Regions from separate parts of the Homo sapiens genome. Here region 2 is linked to region 1. Evidence: read pairs that join two places in POLR2A ChIA-PET (ENCODE). Cell type or tissue: CD4-positive, alpha-beta T cell. All regions are shown on one strand.

Region 1 (8,000 bases):
GAGGCGGTGGGTTCCTCTCCGGCCAGGCTGCCTGCAGGTAAGAATCACGCGGAGCCCCCTGTTGAGCATACTTCCAAGTAGACTGGGGGTCATGGGAGAGGATACCATCACCCCACCTCACCGCACTATGCTCGTCAGGATGCCCAGAGAGCTGCCCGCTCACCCCAGCTGCACGGTCTACATCCTCACCACAGAGGCGCCCACCCAAGCCTGGCTCTGGAGGGCTGGCAGGAGTGGTGGGGCAGGGACAGGGCCTCCCCAGAGCTCATGTTTCTAGGTGGCCGGGGTCAGCAAGTAAGGTCTGTGCCCAGGGCAGCTTCCAAGACTGCCTCTCAGAGCCCCGGTTTCCTGCCCATTCCCGCCTGCTGTGTGAAAAAGGAGTCCACACACGGCCGTCCAGTCACCACCCAGGGACCCTACACATGTCCAGGCCTGGAGCTTGGCCTGGTGTTCCCAGGGTTTGCACAGAAAGGCTGTGTCTGCTCTTTTGGGGGCCTTTGGGGAAGGGACAGTGTGGTATCCTCAGGAGGCAGCACCGGGCATCGTCTCTGGCACAGTCTGACTTGCCAGGGCTCTGTCCCTCAAGACCCAGAGCCAGCCCTGAGCTCACAGCTCCCTGTACCCTGGGACACAGGGCCAGCCACCATAGGCCCACAGGCTTGGCTGGTACATGGCCACACCACCCCAGGCTTTCTTCCACCTGCCAGCGGACCCCGGGGTGAAGGGAGAGAGCGGATGCAGCAGCGTGTTCCTCCAGAAGCCCCAGGAGGCCCCTGGGGGTGGGCTTGGGTGAGGGCTCAGCTCTGGGGCCTAGCAGTCTGGGTTTCCGGCCCTGCTGGCCCAGCCACTTACAAGCCATGTGACCTTGGACAAGTGACCACCTTTGTGAGCACCTGGCTCCTCACCTACAGAATGGGGCCAGTCAACTCCACCTCAGTGGCAGCTCTAGGGGGCCACACGTGACAATTTACACCGGAGAGTCGGTCACGGTAGGAGCCGTAAATTCTGACCTGGCCTCACGAGGGGCTACAGGCAACAGAGGGTGAGCTATTCCTACAGCCATGGGTCCCCGGCTGGTCAGCCAGCAATGTCCTGGACAGACGAGCAGCCAGGAGGGACGCCCACCCTCCTCAGAGAAGCCAAGCTGAGGAATTACCTGAGGCCAGGGCATTCTGGAGAGAGCTGGAGAACAGGATCCAGCCAGCCACTCTGGCAGGGCAGGTCTGCATCCCCTGCACCCCTACCTCGCTGTCCCACTGTCCCACCCTGTCCCCAGCAGGGAGTGGGAACCTAGAGGCACACAGCCTGCCGTGGGGCCCTCTCCAGTCTTGAGAGCCGTGTTCGCCTGCCAGCAGGCCCCAAGTCACCCCTTCTTTTGTAGGAAGTTGGCAAGGGATGAATTCAGGGCTGCTGAAAAGGCCAAGTATCAATACACGTGGGGGCCGTCCCAGCCTCAGAGTGGCCAACAATGCCACACTGTCCACACTCTCAGAGCGGATGCAGCATCTGGTCCTCTCCCTCCCCACCTCCCCCATGGGGAGCCACCTCACAGGCACACGCCAGCACCCTGCGTTTCCCTGAGCTGACACACAGAGTACATGGACCCCAAGTGACCACATGTCCACCTTCCCTGTGAGAGCAAGGACCCTAAGTGGGTAGCTATGGGGATTTACATGTCAGAACCCCAGTGGTTAGCACTGTAGAGAGCACATGGCAGGTGGTGGAACCATACTGTACTGCAGTATGATGAGCTGGGAACAGCACAGCCACAGGACCCTGAGACCTGGGTGCCGACTCTGGTGTGGTCACTGCCTGACTGTCTGATGCTGGATCAGCTGTTTAATTTCTGGGCCTGATGTAAACACGGGGAGGGAACCACCTGCCTGGCAGGCTGCCACAGGGAACTAGGACAATGCCTTGTGTCATGAGGGCGCGGAACACACGGCAAAAGGAGGCGCGGGGTGGCGTTAAGGACAAGCTCTGGAGTAGACGGCCAGGCCAGAGCCCTGCTCCACCATTCACCATTCATGAGCTCTGCAGCTTCAGGGTTACTGAACTGCTCAGTGCCTTAGTTTCCCCATCTATAAAATGGAGTTAACTGTGATTAGGATTAAATGAGCTGCTACACATCCTAAGCACTTTATGGTCTTAGCACACACAGAAAGTGCTCAGAAAACAAAACAAAACAAAACAAAAACACAAAAACAACAACAAAAACAAAAAAACCCTTGGAATGCAGTGGCGCAATCACAGCTCACTGCAGCTTCAAACTCCCAGGACTCAAGTGATCCTCCCAGCTCAGCCTCCCAAGCAGCTAGGACTACAGGTACACACCACCACACCCCAAAACTGAACTACTATTGTCGTCATTGTGTTGAAGGAAAACAATCCAGGGTACCTCCTGGCCTCCTGGCTCCCATCCAGCCCCTGGGACCTCTCCCTCTACCCACCGTGGCTCACTGGGCTGCAGCTCGGCTGGGTTTTTTTGGCTGCAGGAAGCCAGACCTGCAGGTTCCAGAGCCTGCCCTCCAAACATCAGTGCCTCTTTCTCCCCACCAGGGTCCTCTCCTGCCCACTCTTATGGAAGGTCGCCCTGCACACGAGTCACACCCTTTAGTAAGCATTAAGATGAGATGCTGCCTGGGGAAGGGAGTCCAAGAAGCTCCGAGGTTCCAGCTCATCCACCCCCAGCCCTGGCAACGGCCTCATTCCCCAGGCACTAACTCAGAGCCAAAGAACAGCTCTGTGGGGACAAGGCAGGGTAAAAATAGCTTGGGCGGGCACATGCCCACTTCCCTTGCAGCAAGGCACCAGCAGGCACACGTGCAGCGCTGCCGCTGGGAAGGTGTGCATGTGTGCGGTGGGGGTGGACACACACTAAGCCTAGTGTAGGGGAGTCCAGCGGTTGCCAGGGCTAGGCCTGTGATGAATCTCTCACCCCACTCCCAGCCAACCAACAGCTCTGGAACGAGATGGGCCAGGTCAAGGTCTCACGGGGTCCTTCCTATGGGCAGCAGGAAATTCAGCTTACTGAGCTAACTCATAGGTGCCAATGTCCCCAGGTCCACAGGGAAGGGATGTGATTGCTAGGGCTGGGGTCTTCCACACCCCACTGTGGCTTGGCTGCTCTCATCATGAAAAGGTGGTGGCCGCAGAGACTGGTACGCAATCTTGGCTGTAACGGACTCCTGCTGCAGCTGCCAACCCTGGCTCTGGGTCAGGCCTTGCTCTGCAGATGCAAGGCTGGGTACTTATCAGTTGCTGATAAGAGGTTTTGGTTCAACAGAGAGTTGCCCAGGCACCAGCCAAGGCAAGGGTGGGATAAAGGGGGTTCAAGCATCCACCCAGAGGCAGTGCCTCGGCCTTGCCTTCTGAACAACAAGCAACCTCAGCTCAGACATGAGGCCTCGGCTCACCCCAACAGAGCCAGGGGTAAGCATGGGAGCACCAGGTCGCCAGGTCACGAGGGATCATCCCACACCTCAGCCAGCCCCGGGGACTGACCACATACTGTGAGATCAAAGCTCTGCAGCCCAGAGCTTCCCGCTCTGATCAGGAAGAAATGCTGCACTGCTACGTTCCATCCCCAGAGTGGCTCAGAGGCCCCGGGGTGTCAGGGAGGGACCCAGTGCCCCATTCCTCCAGCTAAACTCCCTCCCAGGGGATGGCAGCCAAGGCAGGGCAGCTTCCAGACTCTCTTCTCCCAGCCGGGGGCCCCGGATCCACCTCCTGAAACTCACCCCAGAAAGGGTGTGGCCAGGAGCTCAAGACCACCCCTCAGCAGGGCCCACTGCTCCCGCCCTGCAGCTTCTAGGAGTGGATCTTGTGTAGACACCTGGTTGCTGCGCTCCACTTCCATCCTAAGGTGGGCCTGCAGACCCCAGGAGCGGGGGCAACCGGGACAACTGGGGTTCCCCAGGTGCTCATTCATTTCACATGAGAAGCAAGCAGGCTTCTTGCATCACCCCCAGAGGGAGGTAATAAATCACCCTATTTTACAGATTTTTTGTAGAGACAGGGTTTCACCACGTTTCCTGTGCTGGTTTCAAACTCCTGGGCTTGAAGATGTGGAGACTGAGGCTCTTGGGCAGATTTGGTTCAGTTCTGGATCTGGCACACACTGGCTGTGGAACCTCAGGTTGGTGCTGAACAGAAAAGAAAGCGAAAGCCATGCTTGTGTTTCTCCAGAACTCATGACATTTACATAAAGCAAAGGCGGTCACTCAACAAGTTCTGCTGCTGCACAAACATCACCGAGGAAGGGCTGCTGAAGCCCACACTGCCTTTCTTTCAGTGTTTTCATCACAACTCTTGAGCTGTCTCTCTCTCCGATCTCACAACCTCACCCCAACACACACACTGCTGATAAGGCAGCGTCAGAGGAGCCCACAGAGAGGAAGCGGGGTGTGTGCTGAGGCTCCCAGAAAGACTCAGAAATGAGAGATGTCAGATAACCTCCTGGGAGCTCAACTAAGAGAGATGCACACATTTCCTGAGGCTGACAGAGGGACTGAAGTACTAAGGGATCTAAAGACAGAGCCTGTCCTCAGGGAGGGGCTAAGCGAGTGGTCTCCTGGGAAGCACCAAGAGGGAGGGTCTGAGGCCGACCCGGGCCGCGTGCACCCAGGCACTGGCCAGAGGTGTCAGGTCTGGCTGGCCAGCACATCCAGCCTGCCCCAAAGGCGGTGGGGCCTGGCTCAACATTCCACACCTGTCCAGCCCTTGGCCCCTGTGTCCAAGTTCACGTAGCACCCACTCCCAGAAGCCTGCTGACAGACAGGAGAGAAGGGCTGCCCAAGCTCATGTGAGTGCATTTCTCACCACAAGGGGATCCACTGGCTCTGCAGGTCCATTTAGGGACAATCAGTGAGCATGAGTGGACTCAAGTTGTGGGGTGTGGGAAAAGCCAGTAAGATCTGGTTTTCAAGCCCATTAGGATGCAGACCAGACCCTGGACCATGGTGTGATCCCACTGGAAACATCCCGAACAGCTGAGCCATCCACTGTGGGGAGACGCTCTCACTCCTCTCTCCCCACTGTGCCACTTCCGTTCCAATAACAAGTGAGCATGTCAAAGGTTGGGAGTTAAAAACGGGCCGGGCACAGTGGCTCACACCTGTAATCCCAGCACTTTGGGAGGCTGAAGTGGCTGGATCACTTGAGCCCAGGAGTTTGAAACTAGCATAGGAAACATGGTGAAACCCTATCTCTACAAAAAATACAAAAAGTTAGCCAGGTGTGGTGGCGCATGCCTGTTGTCCCAACTACTTGAGAGGCTGAGGATAGAGAATCACCTGAGCCCAGGAAGTCGAGGCTGTGATGGTGCCACTGCACTCCAGCCTGGGCAACGGGAGTGAGACCCTGTCTAAAAATAAATTAGTTAAAATAAAATAAAATAAAATAAAACAAAACATATTACTAAAAATCTAAGCCAGGCATGGCAGTGCATGGCTGTATCCCCAACTATTTGGGAGGCTGAGGCAGGAGGACTGCTTGAACCTAGGAGTTCAAGGCCTACCTGGGCAACATGGTGAGACCCTATATCTTAAAATAATAGTAATAATAATAATAGATGAGAGAAATGAAGGAATAAAAAAATGCTTGAATCATCCAAAAGGACAGATGACTGATAGCCAGAATACATAAGGAACTCAAACAACTCAATAGCAAAAAAACAAATAATTCAATTTAAAAATGGGCAAAAGATCTGAATAGGTGTTTCTCCAAAGACAACACACAAATGGCCAAGAGGTATATGAAAAAATGTTCAACATCACTAATCATCAGGGAAACACAAATCAAAACCACAATGAGATACCACCTCACCCTAATAAGAATGGCTATCATCAAAGAGACAGAAAATAACAAATGCTGGCAAGGATGTGGAGAAAAGGGAACTCTTATACACTGTTAATGGGACTGTAACCTTTTTTTTCTTTTTTTGAGATGGAGTCTCACCCTGTCGCCCAGGCTGGAGTGCAATAGCACGATCTTGGCTCACTGCAACCTCCACCTCCCGGAATCAAGCGATTCTCCTGCCTCAGCCTCCCGAGTAGCTGGGATTACAGGCACATGCCACCACGCCTGGCTAATTTTTTGTATCTTTAGTAGAGAAAGGGTTTCACCATATTGGCCAGACTGGTCTCAAACTCCTGACCTCATGATCCGCCCACCTCGGCCTCCCACAGTGCTGGGATTACAGCTGTGAGCCACTGTGCCCGGTTGGGACTGTAAGTATTAATAGAACAATCATTATGGACAACGGTATGGAGGTTCCTCAAAGAATTTAAAACTATCATATGATCCAACAATTCATCTACTAGGTATACAAACAAAAGAAAAGAAATCAGTATGTCAAAGAGAGATCTGCATTCCCACATTTATTGAAGCACAATTCACAATAGCCAAAATATGGAGTCAACTAAGTATCCATTAACAGATGAATGCATTTTTAAAATGGGGTGTATATATACACAATGGAATAGTATTCAGCCATAAAAAAGAATAAAATCCTGTCATTTGTGACATGGATGAACCTACAGAACATTGTGTTAAGTGAAATAAGCCAAGTAGAGAAGGACAAACAGCATGATCTCACTCCTATGTAGAATCTAAAGAAGTTATCCCATAGAAGTAGAAAGTAGAATGGTGGTTACCAGAGGCTGGAGAGGGTAGGAGAAGGGAGGACGGGGAAAGGTTGGTCAACAGGCACGAAGCTATAGTCAGATGGGAGGACTAAGTCCTGGTGTTCTATTGCACAGTAAGGTTACTACAATTAACAACAATGTGTATTTAAAAATAGCTAGAAGATAGCATTTTGAATGTTCTCACCACAAAGAAATGACAAGTGTTTGAAGTGATGGTTTTGCTAATGACCCTGATTTGATCATTCCACAATACACATGTGTATCAAAACATCAGACTGTACTCTCTAAATATGTACAATTGTATGTCAATTAAAAACTTAAAGATTATGTAGGATTAAAACTCTACCACATCAGTAATACTTTTAAAGAAAACTGAGTAAATAATCCTATTAAAAGATCAATATTGTCAGAGTAAATTAAAAACAACTACATACCACTTACAAGAAACACAATTGAAATTTAACAAGATGTAACACTTTTATATCTATGCATCTAACAGTCTCAAAACATAAAGCAAAACTTAACAGAATGGGAAGTGGGAGCTGTTAATTCACCTCTCTCAGAAACTGATGGAACATGCTGAACGTGGCTCACACCTGTAATGCCAGCACTTTGGGAGGCCAAGGCAGGTGGCCAGGAGCTCCAGGCCAGCCTGGGAAACATAATGAGACTCCATCTCTACAAAAAAAAAAAAAAAGTAAAAAAGAATAGCCAGGTGGTGCATGCCTGTAATCTCAGCTACTCGGGAGGCTGAGGCCAAAGGATTGCTTGAGGCCACGAGTTCGAGGATACAGTGAGCTATGATTGCACCTGGGTGACAGAGCTCAAGATTCTGTCTTTAATAATAGTAATAATAATATTATTAATATATTATATATAATTATTATATATTATAATAATTATGTATTATATAATTATTATATATTATATATAATTATTATTATATAATTATATATTATATATAATTATTATTATATAATATATAATTATTATTATATATTATTATATATTATAATTATTATTATATATAATATATAATAATTATATATAATATATAATTATTATATATAATATAATAATTATATATTATATATTATAATTATTATTATATGTTATAATAATTATTATATATTATATAATAATTATATATTAATATATAATAATTATTATATATTATTATTATTACTGATGGAATAAGCAAACAAGAGAATTAGAGAGGACACAGAAGACCAGAACAACACAAACTCCAGACTGATACATACAGAACACTACACTCAACAACTGCAGAATAACACCAGTAGATTAAAGGCTAATGAAAAACTAGATACTTGCACAATACCGAAGAATCACCCT
Region 2 (8,000 bases), 400 kb before region 1:
TAAATGAATAAGGGGGTTTGTAGCCAAAAGCGGCCTCTAGCCTACAATACCTGTGTGCTTAAGGGCTGGAGTTTATGTGATCCAATTTGAATGTGGGTTTTTGAGCAGACCAAGGCTGTAAAGGAAAGCAATAATAGAACTATTTGTGTGAACAACTTGAGGGCTTTTTAAATGTTAATTGGTACCTGGACAGCTCCCAGGTTGTGGACTCTTGAAGTCAGATACGGAGAAAAGGGGGTGGAATTTGTGAAAGAGACAGAATATGCTATATTTATTATCTTATTAGCAAGTAGAAAAATTAGGGAAATGATTCACTTTACAAAAAATGGAAGATGAATCACAAGCCTCTTAAGAGGGAGTTGTCTCTGGTGTTTAAAAACAATGTATAAGAGAAAAGCTCAGATATTTCAGTCATTTGCTGTGAAGTGACAATCAGAAGTTAAGGTAAAGGAAATTTTCATCTTAATATTCCACTGAACCCTAAAAAGTTGATGGAACTAGGATTTGAATCAGAGTTTGATTCTGAAGCCTCTTCTTACTTTTTTTTTTTGGTCTCCATTAAAATGTTTTATTTAAATAGAAATTACAGGTCAGGCGCAGTGGCTCATGCCTGTAATCCCAGCACTTTGGGAGGCCGAGGTGGGGGTGCAGATCACCTGAGGTCAGGAGTTCGAGACCAGCCTGACCAACACGGAGAAACCCTGTCTCTACTAAAAATACAAAATTAGCCGGACGTGGTGGTGCATGCCTGTAATCCTAGCTACTCGGGAGGCTGAGGCAGGAGAATCACTTGAATCTGGGAGGCGGAGGTTGTGGTGAGCCAAGATAGCACCATTGCACTCCAGCCTGGGTAAAAAAAGCAAAATTTCATCTCGAAAAAAAAATAATAATAATAGGTTGGGCGCAGTGGCACATGCCTGTAATCCTAGAACTTTGGGAGGCCAAGGTGGGTGAGTCACGAGGTCAAGAGATCGAGACCATCCTGGCCAACATGGTGAAACCCCATCTCTACTAAAAATACAAAAATTAGCTGGGTATGGTGGTGCACGCCTGTAGTCCCAGTTACTCGGGCGGCTGAGGCAGGAGAATCTCTTGAACCTGCGAGGCAGAGGTTGCAATGAGCCGAGACTGTGCCACTGCATTCCAACCTGTAGATGGAGTGAGACTCCATCTCAAAAAATAAATAAATAAATAAATAGAAATTACAAATATGATATGCCTTTGTTATATTACTTAACAATATAGCAAGGTATAAAGTCCCTTTTCCACTTCCCAGAGTTTATCAATATGAATGGTTTGGTGGGCAATCCTCCAACCTTTTTTTTTTTGAGATGGAGTCTCACTCTTTGTCCAGGCTGGAGTGCAGTGGTGAGATCTCAGCTCATTGCAACCTCTGCCTCCCGAGTTCAAGCAATTCTCCCGCCTCAGCCTCCCTAGCAGCTGGAATTACAGGCGCCTGCCACCACGCCCGGCTAATTTTTGTATTTTTAGTAGAGAGGGGTTTCACCATCTTGGCTAGGCTGGTCTTGAACTCCTGACCTGGTGATCCACCCCACTAAGCCTCCCAAAGTGCTAGGATTACAGGCTTGAGCCACAGTGCCTGGCTGCTTTTTCTTTCTTTTTTTTTTTATGACACATACACATACACATATTTAAAATGGATTATTCAATATACTGTTCTGCAACTTGCCTTTCTAAAATTAAGCAATGTAAATTAAGCCTATTTCCATCCCATTAGATACACACACTCCTTACTTTCTTTAATAGTTGCATAGTATACTATTGCATGGATGTACTATAATTTATTTAACCACTTTTCTTATACACCATTTGGGATCTTTCAGATTTTTTGCTCTTATCAACATTGCTTCAGTGACCATCCTTATATATGTTTGTGCACTTTTGTTAGTATTTCTGTAGAACAGATTTGTAGATGTTGGAATTATTGGGCCTTAAAGTATGTATGTTTAAAATATTGGTAGATACTGCCAAAGTATACTTAAAATAAAGCTGGTGGTCTTAACCGTTATGCCCCACTGCCCCTCAAGCAAAGTAGTGAATACATTTTAAAATAGCTGGCTTCCTTTGTGGTGGTGGCAGCTATGTGGACTCATAGGGGTGAGCTTCTCATGGAGAAGGAAAAAGAGAAAGACTGTGAACAAGTCTTTGAAGCAGAAAGCCCTTTTCCTTAGATATTTTGTGTTTATCCAAGGCAATGGTATTAACTGAAACTTTGCAGGTTAACTTTGGGTTTGTGGCTTTCTTGTGGTTCGTAAATTCTCACTATTCAAAATACATGGTATTTGAATTTCTTTTTTTTTTTTTTTGAGACAGAGTCTCACTCTGTCACCCAGGCTGGAGTGCAGTGGCGCGATATCGGCTCACTGCAACCTCCGCCTCCCGGGTTTAAGCGATGTTCCTGCCTCGGCCTCCTGAGTAGCTGGGATTACAGATGTCTGCCACCATGCCTGGCTAATTTTTGTATTTTTAGTAGAGACGGGGTTTCACCATGTTGGTCTGGCTGGTCTCCATCACCTGACCTCATGATCTGCCCGCCTCAGCCTCCCAACGTGCTGGGATTACAGGCATGAGCCACTGCGCCTGGCCAGTATTTGAATTTCTAACAGTATGCTACTTTTGTGGTAATATAAATAAATAATTGTTAAAAGTGGCTGAATGATCTGTTGCTGTAAATCCAGAGTTTTGAACTTATTTAAAGCAAGGTGGCCGGGCACGGTGGCTCACACCTGTAATCCCAGCACTTTGGGAGGCCGAGGCGGGCGTTCACTTGAGGTCGGGAGTTCAAGAACAGCCTGACCAACATGAAGAAACCCCACCTCTACTAAAAATACAAAAATTAGCCGGGTGTGTTGGCGCATGCCTGTAATCCCAGCTACTTGGGAGGCTGAGGCAGGAGAATCACTTGAACCTGGGAGGCGGAGGTTGTGGTGAGCCGAGATCACGCCATTGCACTCCAGCCTGAGCAACAAGAGTGAAACTCCGTCTCAAAAAAAAATAAAAAAAAAAAAATAAAAAAATAAAGCAAGCTGCATTCACACTGTAACTGTATTCTAGCTTGCCACAGGAGGGCAACCTTTAAAGGAGAACCAAATGGCTACAAAAAGAACACTCCTTTGTGCTTCCTAATAATTGTTCAAAGCTCCAAGGGTCAATCACCTTAGGATGTGAAGAATATCGCCAATGTATCATTTGGCAGAAAATACGAAAATGAAATACCCTGGCTCTTCTAGATGTGACAGCAATTATATAAACTAAGAATGGCATTTTTGTTAGGTTTTGGGAGTTGTAAAGAAAAAAGACACTCCCTTAAGGCACCTCAGCAATTTGGCATTATTGTAAATTGACACAGAGAATAACAAGAAGCACAAAGCTTCAAGAGAATTGGATTCAAGACAGCTCAAATGAGACCTTAACTGCAGTTTGTGGATCTTCACTCCAGGGTGCTCTTATTAATGTGATTCATTGACTCTCCATTTTCTCTTAGGTACCGTGTTCCTTTTTCCTGCACTTTGCCCTGTATATCTTTTCTATACTTCATAGTTCCTACATACTCATATTTATTGCTCCGTTACATCTTTGCCTTGTCAAGCTCCTCAATCTCCTATCTCTAACTAATGGTAATTCGGAGTCCAGAGAGGGAGAGTTAGATTAGTTCAGTTCATCTTTTCATACCAGGGTACATTATAGGATTTTGGCCAACCAGTGGATTGGTTGCCCTTGAGCCAAGAGCTTACTTGTGATCTTAGCCATAGTGGCAAATTGCCCAGGATCAAGTGGTCAGATTAAAGTAGCTGTAGGTTCATCAGTTTCCTTCAGGAAGCATTTTGGGCATATTAGACACTGGGATTCTTACAATAGGTGGCATGCTAAATGTCCAGTAGTTTCCTTTCAGATAGTGTTTATTGAGTACATACCTAATGTTTTCCAATGCTAGGTTTTGGGGAATTCAAAGATAAATAAAGTATCCATGGAAGTCACAGTGTCACTAAATACAGACATATGGATTCAAGAAATGTTGTAACCAGCCTGGGCAACATGGTGAAACCCCGTCTGTACTAAAAATGCAAAAATTAGCTGGATGTGGTGGCAGGCACCTGTAATCCTAGCTTCTCGGGAGGTTGAGACAGGAGAATTGCTTGAACCCAGGAGACAGAGGTTGCAGTGAGCCAAGATCGTGCCACTGCACTCCAGCCTGGGCTACAGAGCAAGATTCCATCTGAAAAAACAAAAAACAAAAACACAAACAAACAAAAAAACCACAAATGTTGTAATCGGCAGTGGCTCATGCCTGTAATCCCAGCACTTTGGGAGGCTGAGGCGGGTGGATCACCTCAGGTCAGGAGTTCGAGACCAGCCTGGCCAACAGGGTGAAACCCCATCTCTATAAAAATACAAAAATTAGACAGGCACGGTGGTGCATGCCTGTAACCCAGCTACTCAGGCAGCTGAGGTTGGAGAATTGCTTGAACCTGGGAGGAGATGAGCTGTTATCAAACCACTATACTCCAGCCTGGGCAACAGAACAAGACACCGTCTCAGGAAAAAAAAAAAGAAGAAAAGAAAAAAAAAAGAAGAAAAGAAAAAAAAAAGAAATGTTATAATACAAGCTAAGTAGTACTGTACAATTATACAAATATACATTCAAAAATTTCAGTTCCAGCCAGGCTTGGAGGCTCAGCCTGTAATCCCAGCACTTTGGGAGGCCGAGGCGGGTTGATTACCTGAGCTCAGGAGTTTGAGACCAGCCTGGCCAACATGGTGAAAACCATCTCTACTAAAAATACAAAAATTAGCTAGGCATGGTGGCAGGTGCCTGTAATCCCAGCTACTCGGGAGGCTGAGGCAGGAGAATTGCTTGAACCCAGGAGGCGGAGGTTGCAGTGAGCCGAGATCGCGCCATTGCACTCCAGCCTGGGTGACAACAGCAAAAATCCCTCTGCAAAAAAAAAAAAAAAAAAGCCAGGCACGGTGGCTCACGCCTGTAATCCCAGTATCTTGGGAGGCCAAGGCAGGTGGATCATGAGGTCAGGAGATCGAGACCATCCTAGCTAACACGGTGAAACCCTGTCTCTACTAAAAGTAGCTGGGCATGGTAGGGGGCGCCTGTAGTCCCAGCTACTCAGGAGTCTGAGGCAGGAGAATGGCGTGAACCCGGGAGGCGGAGCTTGCAGTGAGCCAAGATTGTGCCACTATACTCCAGCCTGGGCGACAGAGCCAGACTCTGTCTCAAAAAAAAAAAAAAAAATTTCAATTTCATGGAGCTTATGCTTTAATGTACATATGAGGAGAGACAAATAATAAACACTATTATAGTATGTTAGATGGCGATCAGTGATATGGAGAAACAAAAAGTAAGAATGTAGAATAAGAAGTATTGAGGTGAGGGGCTGCAATTGGTAATAGGAGAGGCCTCCCTGAGAGAGTGACATTTGAGAAAAATCTGAAGGTGGTGAGGGAATGAGCCATACATTTATCTGGGGAAGAGAATTCCAGGCAGGGAATAGCCAGGGCAAAGGCCCTGCATTGCCATGTTGAAGGGATACCAAAGAGGCTAGTGGATCTGGAGTGGAGGGAGCAAGGGATCAGAGTGGGAAATAAGGTAAGATATGGCAGGAGTGTGGTACCGGGACCAGATCATATGGGAACTTTTCTGCAAACAAAAAGATTTTTTTTTTTTTTTTGACAACATTTCACTCTTGTTGCCCAGGCAATGGCGCAATCTTGACTCACCACAAACTCTGCCTCCCGGGTTCAAGCGATTCTCCTGCCTCAGCCTCCCGAGTAGTTGGGGTTATAGGCATTTGCCACCTTGCCTGGCTAATTTTGTATTAGTAGAGACGGGGTTTCTCCATGTTGATCAGGCTGGTCTCGAACTCCTGACCTCAGGTGATCTGCCTGCCTTGGCCTCCCAAAGTGCTGGGATTACAGGAGTAATCCACCGCACCCAGCCATGAAAGGGTTTTAGTTTTTGCTTTGAGTGAGTCAACCACAGCAGGGTTTTAAGCAAGAGAATGCTGTCCTCTGACATATTTTAACACAATCATTTTGGCTGCTGTGTTAAGAATAGACTTAAAGGGGCCAGAGTGAAAGCAGGGAGACCAGTTGAAGACTACTGGAATAATCCAGGTGAAAGATAATGGTGACTTGAACTAGGGTGACAGCAGTAGCTGTGATGAGGAGTGGTCATATTTTGGCTATATTTTGTAGAGCAGAGAGGATCGCTGATTAATTAAATATAGAGTCAGGGACAACTCCAAGGCTTTTGGGCTGAGAAACTGGAAGAACGGAGTTGCCTTTCACTGAGATGGGGAAGACTACGGAAAGAACAGGTTTGTGGGAGAGCATCAGGTACTTGTTTTTAGACATACTAATTTTGGAATGCCTGTAAGCTCTCCAAGTGCAGATGTTGAGTAGGCAGCTGGATATACTGGCATGAGTCTGGAGTTCAGGGGACAGTTATGGATTGGCACTACTAATATATTTGGAAGTTATATAGGTCAGTGTTGTCCAACATGGCAGCCACTAGCTACATGTGACAATTTAAATTTAAATTTAAATTCATTAAATGAAATTAAAACTTCAGTTCTCGGCTGGGCGCAGTGGCTCACACCTGCAATCCCAGCACTTTGGGAAGCCGAGGTGGACGGATCACTTTGAGGTCAAGAGTTTGAGACCAGCTCGGCCAACATGGTCATGGAAACCCTGTCTCCACTAAAAATACAAAAATTAGCTGGGTGTGGTGGTGGGTGTCTGTAATCCCAGCTACTCAGGAGGCTGAGGCAGGAGAATCACTTGAACTCAGGAGGCAGAGGTTGCAGTGAGCCGAGATCATGCCACTGCACTCCAGCCTGGGCGACAGAGTGAGATTCTGTCTCAAAAAAAAAAAAAAAATTCAGTTCTCAGTTGCTCTAGCCATATTTCAAGTACTCAATAGCCACATGTAGCTAATGGCTACTGTATTTACTGTATTGGATAGTGCAGATGTGGGACACTTCCATTATTACACAAAATTCTATTGAACAGCACTGATGTAGGTGACATTTGAAGTCATGAGTCTGTAAAAGATCACTTATAAAATTGATATTAAGGGAAAAAGAGATTCAAAGACTGAAGCCTTTATGTTTCTGTACTTAAATATACAAATTGGTGGTGAGGGTGGGATGATGAGGTGGTAAGGGCATGCTTCCTTTTTATTTATTTATTTTTTTAAATGAACTGTGCTTACTAAGTGGATAAGGGGGCAAAAGACATTCCAGGCAAAGGGAATAGTGTGTGTTAATAGAGGTATAAAATGATATGATTGGGGAACTGTAAGAAAGCTGGCATTTCTGGAGCAAGGCCACATTATTTTAGTATAGTTACACACACACCCACACACACACACACCCACACACACCCAACTCCAAACCTCTTCTTTGCTTCAACACTTTGGGACTGAGCATGTGGTGCTGAGGCTAATCAGTTTAGGTCTAATTGGAAGGCAGAATGAGAAGGGGAGAAAGAATTTTCCTTGTCACTTGTAAATTGTGAATGGGAACAAATGTAAGCATTAAATTTAGGGAAACAAATACTGCCTCCTAACAAGTTTTTTCAGTGATAGAAATCAGATGTGATAGCCATTTTTAATTTTAGGAAGTCTTGTTCAAATAAAACCTAAAAGTTATTTAAGCTGGAGCTGGATTTCTATCTGGACTAGGGCAAACTGGAGGTAAGCTGATGTAGCTAATCAGCTATGGCTTTCATGAGACATATTCACGCACACAACAATCCCCAGGCACCATTCTGGAAGCCCAATCATTTCAGAATATGTTTTTTCAAGATGTCAGTTTGTTTTAATAGTAGGTTGTTATACCCAAACTACCATATTCTTAGTTTTCCTTTTTGTATTTTTTTTTCAAGTTTGCAAAAAGCAGTAACTTAAGCCACAGGGAAAAAAGCACAAAACTGTTTTTCACCAATTAAAAGGAACCCTTTCTATT

Evidence for each region. Peaks named below come from ENCODE experiments on the same cell type or tissue, not always from the same donor. Only the 100,000 strongest peaks of a DNase experiment are listed, where the experiment ranks them.
Region 2: POLR2A ChIA-PET joins it to region 1 with 7 read pairs; 2 of 35 experiments call an interaction of 5 or more read pairs at or near these places.

What each region holds. Positions count from the first base shown.
Region 1 is chr17:31,505,222-31,513,221 of GRCh38, reverse strand. The region is part of intron 3 of RAB11FIP4 (RAB11 family interacting protein 4); the gene reads right to left. Among named protein-coding and RNA genes, the nearest start is that of MIR4724, 26 kb to the left of the region's middle. RefSeq lists enhancers at 2,792-3,582, 3,864-4,343. In CD4-positive, alpha-beta T cell, a CTCF peak has its summit at 4,824; DNase peaks (open chromatin) are centred at 3,505, 4,321 and 4,811; H3K4me3 peaks cover 2,288 bases; H3K27ac peaks cover 5,802 bases.
Region 2 is chr17:31,907,996-31,915,995 of GRCh38, reverse strand. No RefSeq gene overlaps it. Among named protein-coding and RNA genes, the nearest start is that of UTP6, 10 kb to the right of the region's middle. In CD4-positive, alpha-beta T cell, a CTCF peak has its summit at 1,265; no DNase peak of the experiment used is centred here.